2 separate regions of the Homo sapiens genome follow, and region 2 is linked to region 1. The links are chromatin contacts, found by Hi-C in ENCODE. All regions are on one chromosome and are shown on one strand. Each heading gives the region's core, a stretch centred on a gene start or an enhancer-like site at or near the end of the contact. The rest is flanking DNA. Distances are from core to core; before and after follow the strand shown. Region 1 holds the start of GFRA1 (GDNF family receptor alpha 1). Region 2 holds the start of VAX1 (ventral anterior homeobox 1).

Evidence for each region. Hi-C counts contacts between places; a loop is a spot of excess contacts on that map. Pooled maps may share reads with other maps.
Region 2: a loop to region 1 is called in a pooled map, with 19 times the contacts of the local background. The contact joins the promoter of VAX1 here to the promoter of GFRA1 in region 1. A Hi-C loop is called at or near these places in 2 of 37 single-sample maps with no recorded cell type and 8 of 50 pooled maps.

What each region holds. Positions count from the first base shown.
Region 1 is chr10:116,271,939-116,275,591 of GRCh38, reverse strand. GFRA1 (GDNF family receptor alpha 1) reads left to right here and starts at 2,386. Exons shown (of 11, transcript NM_005264.8): 1 at 2,386-2,429; 2 at 3,317-3,602. The coding sequence starts at 3,563. LOC107984273 (a long non-coding RNA gene) reads right to left here and starts at 1,583. Exons shown (of 2, transcript XR_001747598.2): 1 at 1-1,583. RefSeq lists a silencer at 1,881-2,175 and an enhancer at 1,384-2,221.
Region 2 is chr10:117,136,483-117,139,844 of GRCh38, reverse strand. It overlaps VAX1 (ventral anterior homeobox 1), which reads left to right and starts at 1,575. Exons shown (of 3, transcript NM_001112704.2): 1 at 1,575-2,029; 2 at 3,186-3,362. The coding sequence starts at 1,789.

The DNA.
Region 1 (3,653 bases), core at 1,137-3,636:
AAATTATCTAACACAAAGCTATTTTATAGTAAAGTGTTGACTATCTCATGAAACTTATTCAATACTAACCTGACAGTGAAAAATAGAATGATTGTATGGTCCATAGTCAAAATACAGTTTCTACTGAATGTATATGGCTTTTGCACCATGGTAAAGTCTAAAAATATAAGTAGAAGCATCATAAGTTGGAGATCATCTGTATTTTAAAAAGAAGTCCCATATTCTACACTGGGAGAGCTTTTAGTTCACCCTTCCCCCACCCTGTTAAAATTTGATTCAAAAGAATTCCGTGGAATATATAGGGTAACATGAAGTCATTTCTAAACAAAGAACATTTACAAAAGATGTGGATGATGTCTTAAACCTCATTGTAATCCAACTATCCCAAGTAATCAGCACCGGTAAGCACTAGTCCCTCTATTGAAAATTGAAATTCCAATTACTGATTTTCCAAAAGAAGACATTCTCCTCCACTTACGAAATGGAACAATGAAAGAGGATTTTCTGTTTGGGGTGACCGGGGAGAAACGGAGTCTTCACACAAAGTCTTAGTTCATATTCAGCCCTCCTTTCCTTGAAACCACATCCCCAGGATTTATCTGGCTTGTTTGTGAAAATATGGGAAAACATTTTAAGTCGAAGAAACTGATCAGATGACTTAATTACATTTCTGCTTAGTTCAGCCTGTAACTTAGACTGTTAGAGAGAGAGAACTTAAGTAGCCCTTGGTTTGAACCATCTGTCGCGAAAATGTGACATATGTTTGCTTTGTTTACTCAACAACCAAGTGTAAACTGATACACTGAACTAGAGTATCCCTGAATGATGTGGCTATGGGTGTGTGTGTGTTGGAGGAGGGGTGTCTGATGAGGGCGTCCGTCTCCTCATACTTACCCTGGAGGAACACGCGTACAGCACAAGAGAAGTGCGGATCCGTAGGATGTCCCCCGGGTTTGGGGCGCGCCCCGAGGCGCAGACCCTCTTTGGCGACTCCACACAATATGCAGCCCGCCTGCAAGCAGCCGCTGCAGCCGAGGGGCGCGCCTGGCTGATGTGTGGTTGAATGGAGAGCGGCCCAACCCTCCTCCTTCCTCCTCTTCTTCTCCCCGCCCTGACACCCGGGCCTCAAACTTCAACCAAAGCCCGTGCCCTTTTCAATTTACCCCCCTCGATCAAAATGAGCCATTCTTGTCTGTCCTCCGCGGCGGCCCATTGTCTGGCGTGATAGGTTTGCAGATTTGACAGCTGGGCGCACGCAGATTTGATTCAAACTCGGTCTCCCCGAGAGATGAACTTGGACATCAGCAAAGATCCCGAGCACTGCCGGCTGGCTCCTAGACCGGTCTCCCGACCCAGTGTAGACTTCGGTGCCCCGGGCGCCCCCCGGCGTGCGGGAAGGGGAGCGTGTGTCAGGCGTGGGGGGCGGGGGGTGAGCAGCACGACTGGGAACCAGCGGTCCCAGGGGTTGGGGCGAAGGGCTGTGTACATGTTAGGCTTTTTTTGTTGTTGTTAATTTACTCTCGAAACAGCCAAAATGGAGGTCAGCTTATAAATTTTCTAAAGCCAGGTCTGGCCGGGTTTAAATGCAGTGGGCTGGGGGCTCCGCTTTTGTCTCCTTGTCGGAGCTCCAGGAGAGAGGTAGAGACTGCGTGTGCATGTGTGCGTGTGAGTGTGAGTGTGCACGCGCTGGCGTGGACGAACGGATGGGCGCATCCCAGGATCGCCGCTCCAGCGTCCTGGGTCTGAGTGTGTCTTGAAAGCACCAAGTCTTGAATCACAGCCACTAGTGACGTGGGGGAAAACTTTGTGTTCCGAAGAAGGGTCTGGCTCGATTGCCCTAAGAAGAAAGAGCCCTTGTGCCCGTGTATGTGTGTGTGTGTGTCTGTGTGTGTGTGTGAGAGAGAGAGAGAGAGAGAGAGACAGAGAGAGAGAGAGAGAGAGAGAGTGTGTGTGTCTGGCAGCACCCGCGGCCGGCTGCAGAACACTGCGTGTCCTGTGCGCGAGTACGGGTCCGGCCGCGGGTCCCACCGCAAGCGGGCGTGTGCAGCTGCGGCTGCCTGGCGGGCGAGCTTAGGAGGGAGCTGGAGCTGCGGAGCGGCGGGAACAGGAGCAGGCCGAGGGTCCTCTGGCCAGAAGAAATCTGGCCTCGGAACACGCCATTCTCCGCGCCGCTTCCAATAACCACTAACATCCCTAACGAGCATCCGAGCCGAGGGCTCTGCTCGGAAATCGTCCTGGCCCAACTCGGCCCTTCGAGCTCTCGAAGATTACCGCATCTATTTTTTTTTCTTTTTTTTCTTTTCCTAGCGCAGATAAAGTGAGCCCGGAAAGGGAAGGAGGGGGCGGGGACACCATTGCCCTGAAAGAATAAATAAGTAAATAAACAAACTGGCTCCTCGCCGCAGCTGGACGCGGTCGGTTGAGTCCAGGTTGGTGGCATTTGGAGTTTTTTTCGTTCTGTTTGGGAACCCATTGCCGCTTCCCGTCCCTCTTCCCCACTCCTTCTTCCCCCCTCCTCCGGCCACCCCTTTCTTTTTGCTGGCGTCTCCCAACTTTAGGGCCCGGGGGGCGCTCGTGGCGCCGGGCTGCACCTGCCGGGGCACGCCGGGACTGCGGGCCGGCGCGCTCGCCCTGGGCTGGGGTGCGGAAGCGCCCGAGTCCTGGGCACCGGGCGAGAGTGTGAGAGGAGCGGACGCCCAGGAGGGAGCCGAGGACGCGCGGCGGGTAGGGGGTAGGGGCGCAGGAACCGGGTTTCAGCCCCAGTCGGGACATCGGTTCCCCCTGGCTTGGCGGCCTCTGGAGGGAGACGAGTCCCGGGGAGAAGGAGGGCGGCGACTGGGGCTAGGGATTGGCGATCGGAGTGGGGAGGGCCGGCGGCTGAGCGAGCTCGCTGGCTGACGCGAGGAGGGGGAGGCCAACTTCCCGGGAGAAGGGGCTCTTTCGGCGCCAGGGCTGGCTAGGGAGCTGCCGCCGCCGCCACCGAGGGCTCGGACTCCAGGCAGCTGCAGGCTCCGCTCGCGACGCTCGGAAAGTACCGTTTATTTATTTATTTGCTTGCGTTCAGCGTCTCGGGTTGAACCCAACAGACACCCCCTTGGACTTTAGGAACCCTCTTCAGACCTCTCCAGCCCTCACCTCCATCCCCGTGTCAGCGGCCCCTGGAAAACACGCACATGCACCCCGACCTGGGTGGGGGTGGGTCCTCACCCCGGTGTTGGAAATTCCCCAAAGGCGGGAACGGGGGAGGGGAGAGGGTTCTGTGGGGGGAGTCTCCGGCGCTCTCCGCTCTCATCTCAAAGCGCGCCCTCCCTTCCAGGTTGGGTCGGACCTGAACCCCTAAAAGCGGAACCGCCTCCCGCCCTCGCCATCCCGGAGCTGAGTCGCCGGCGGCGGTGGCTGCTGCCAGACCCGGAGTTTCCTCTTTCACTGGATGGAGCTGAACTTTGGGCGGCCAGAGCAGCACAGCTGTCCGGGGATCGCTGCACGCTGAGCTCCCTCGGCAAGACCCAGCGGCGGCTCGGGATTTTTTTGGGGGGGCGGGGACCAGCCCCGCGCCGGCACCATGTTCCTGGCGACCCTGTACTTCGCGCTGCCGCTCTTGGGTAAGTCGAGGCCCGCCGCGGGCTTTCTTACCCTCTGAGTCTTTCCTAGGG
Region 2 (3,362 bases), core at 326-2,825, 870 kb before region 1:
CCCGCGGGGTGGCGGCGGAGGCAGGGGAGGTGGCGGCGGGGCGGGAGGTGCGGACGGTGCGCGCGTCGCTGCGAGCTGGAGCCCCTAGGGGCCCGCCACACACACTCGCACCCCTCCCCCTCCCGGCCTTCCTCCCACCCGCTCGCCGCGACCCCCTCCCCAACCCCCTCCCCTCCCCCCGCCTCCGCCCCATTCTTGGAATTGTGTGGAAAAATTCTCAGCCAAACCTCCCACCTCTCCTCTCCCCCCACCCACCCCCTTTAAAAAACCCCTTTCCTCCCCGGCCCCTGCACTCTTTGTGAATGAGGGCAGGGAACACGGCCCTTCCCCCGCCCAGGAGCCACGCCAGACCGCCGCACTCAGAGGACTGTTTGTTAATAGTCCAATTAGATAATTGCCATCTTTCACTCCTTTTGCTCCGCATTTCCCATAAAGGAATGAATGGGGAGAGCGGCGTGGAGAGGGCTTCTGCCCCGGCAAGGTGACGAGAAGGGCTGGAGCATGCTCCTTGCACAAGGCCATGCGCTTGAATTGAATCATTGTAGCCTAATCAATGCTCTTATTGGATTACTGGCTGTTGCTTTTCTCAAAGATATTGTAGCAGAGACAATGAAATAGCTAGGGGAAAACTTTTTTTTTTTTTTTTTGAAGCAGATCTCACAGTTGAGATTTCTCGGCCGTCTCTCCCTCTCCCCCTCTCTCTCCTGCTGGACTCTGAGTACAAAGCTGCCCTTTGAATGGGCTGCCTCAGGGCTGCTGGAGGTGCAGGCATGAAAAAATCCAACTGGAACTAAATGAAGAGAGGTGGCAGTTTAAGATGGCTGTCTGCGTCGAGGTGTGTTAAGAAGGAGTTGTTTAGGGGAAAATCTTGGCTTTTTTAGAGTGCAAGGGAGATACTTTTTGGGAAAACTTTCTCCCCCCGCTCTGTCCCCCATCCCCCACTCCCAGACAACTGCTTTCTTCTGCCGCAGGGTGCGCAGGGTTTTTTTTTTCTCCCCCCACACCCCCCCGCCGCCCAACCCTCATTCAGCTCTATCTGGCGAGTGTGGAGAAAACCCCTCTAGCCAGTATGTGAGCAGGAGGGTCAAAGGCAAAAGGAAAGTTAATAATGCCTGCTAATGGTACTAACAATTCAGGATGAATCTTGTCAAAAGTTTTTCTGGAAGTGTGGGTCTTTGATTGTGTGTTTCCTGAAAGCAAGACCAATCATTTCCGTTTATTCACTGGCTAAACCCCTACTTGATTGGGGACAAGGACAGAAACCATCCATTACGATCTGATATATTATCCAAACAATTTAGTGTATTCATGAGGTAACCGAAACGTGGGGGCTGCGAAATTACCCGTAATCAATTGCAACAGCGAGTGTGCGTCCCCCCGGGTGTCGGACAACTACAACTCGCCGTCTCAGAAACAGGCGGGAGCCGCAGCATTTCGGAGTTGCGCTGTTCGCTACCTGATCGCCAGGCTGGGGACACTGGACGTGCTCAGAGGACGCGGGTGCTGACGAGGCGGCCTCGCCGCAGCTCCACCAGGATCCTGGACCAGACTGGCCGCCTCTCGGCGAGCGCGCCACTCTCCCGTCGCCGCTGACCCGCGCGCGGCCGCCGAAGCCTCCCCGCGGGGACATTCATTCTTGCCCCTTGCCTGTCGCCGGGCCGGGCGTACGGGCCGCGTTGTCGGGGGTTTTGTCCCCTTTTTCCTCTTTTTTTTTTCCTTCTCCGCCCCCCCCCCTTTTTTTTTTTTTTGCTTTTTTTTTCCTTTCTGTTTTTGTTGTTGTTCTTGCCTATGTTCGGGAAACCAGACAAAATGGACGTTCGATGCCACTCGGACGCCGAGGCTGCCCGGGTCTCGAAGAACGCGCACAAGGAGAGTCGGGAGAGCAAGGGCGCGGAGGGGAACCTCCCAGCCGCCTTCCTCAAGGAGCCGCAGGGCGCCTTCTCAGCGTCGGGCGCTGCTGAGGATTGTAACAAAAGTAAATCCAATTCCGCAGCGGACCCGGATTACTGCCGCCGGATCCTGGTCCGAGGTAGGGATGGGCAGGGCTGCCAGGCGCGTTCTTTGGGGTCGACTCCGGGGCCGGAGCTGCGCGCTGCCGCCGACACAGGCCGGTGGGAAGGAGTGCCGGCTGGGACTTGGGAGAAAGTTGTTGGCCCTCCCCGCCCCGAGTCCGGCTGGGGACAAGCGCCTGGGACTCTCCGGTGCGCTCTCCAGGGGCCTCGGCCCTCCACGCCCGGAGGGGCCCCGCTGACCGGGCTGCGGGGGGAGATGAGGGGCTGCGCGGGTGCGGCCGGGCATCGGGCTGCGGCCTCCGACCCGGGAAAGGAGCAGAAAACTCCGGGAGGAGGTGTGCGCGCTCCAAGGGCCGGACGACCTGCCGGGAGCCGGCCAGGGGACTCCCGCGCTCTGGAGGGCTGAGCGCACCCAAGGGGGAACGCGAGCCCCGGAGAACAGCTGCCGATCGCGGGCTACGGCCCTGCCAGTTAGTGCACTGGGCCGAGGACCCCACGGCCGCGATCGGTGCCCGACCGCTGCCGCCGGGAGAGGCAGCTGGGCTTGGTTACGGAGCCGCGGTTGCCGCTTTGGTGCTCTGCTCTGCCGCTCTCGGATGGCGCGGCGTGCACTTAGCCCCGGCGGCGGAGGCTGCGAGGCCGGGCCCCGGCCCGGCGCCGCCCCAGCCAGCAGCAGATCTCCGGGCCCGGCCGGCCCCGACTCAGTCCCTCCTCCTTCCGCCGCGCGGACTCCGGAGGGAAGGAGACTCGAGGGTGGGGGTGGGGACGTCTGGATCACGGTCTGGTCGGCAAGCCCAGAGCTGGGGCCCGCAGGACCCGGGCGGGGCGACAAGGGTACCCTCAGGCTACAGGGGACCCGGAAGGCTCAGCCGAGGCCCCCCCAGGCCGGAAGAAACGTCCGCCTATGTGGAATTGATTGGATTTTTTTCTCTCCCCTGTCTGGAGGACTCTACAAAAAGACAAAGTGTGGTCCCTCCTTCGGTCAGCGGTATGGAGTTAGGCCCCTTGCCCTCCACACAGTGTCTTTGCTACCTGGTTGTGGTCGCGCTCCGCACCCCGCCCCCCATCCCCAAAACTGCACGCTTCTGGGGACTGTGTCCCCAAATCCAGCTCGGGCCAAGGAGGTGGAGGGGGACGGGAGGGTTCTGGCGGCTGACATCTCCCCTTCCCCAGATGCCAAGGGGTCCATCCGAGAGATCATCCTGCCCAAGGGCCTGGACTTGGACCGGCCTAAGAGGACGCGCACGTCCTTCACCGCGGAGCAGCTCTATCGGCTGGAGATGGAGTTCCAGCGCTGCCAGTACGTGGTGGGCCGCGAGAGGACCGAGCTCGCCCGGCAGCTTAACCTCT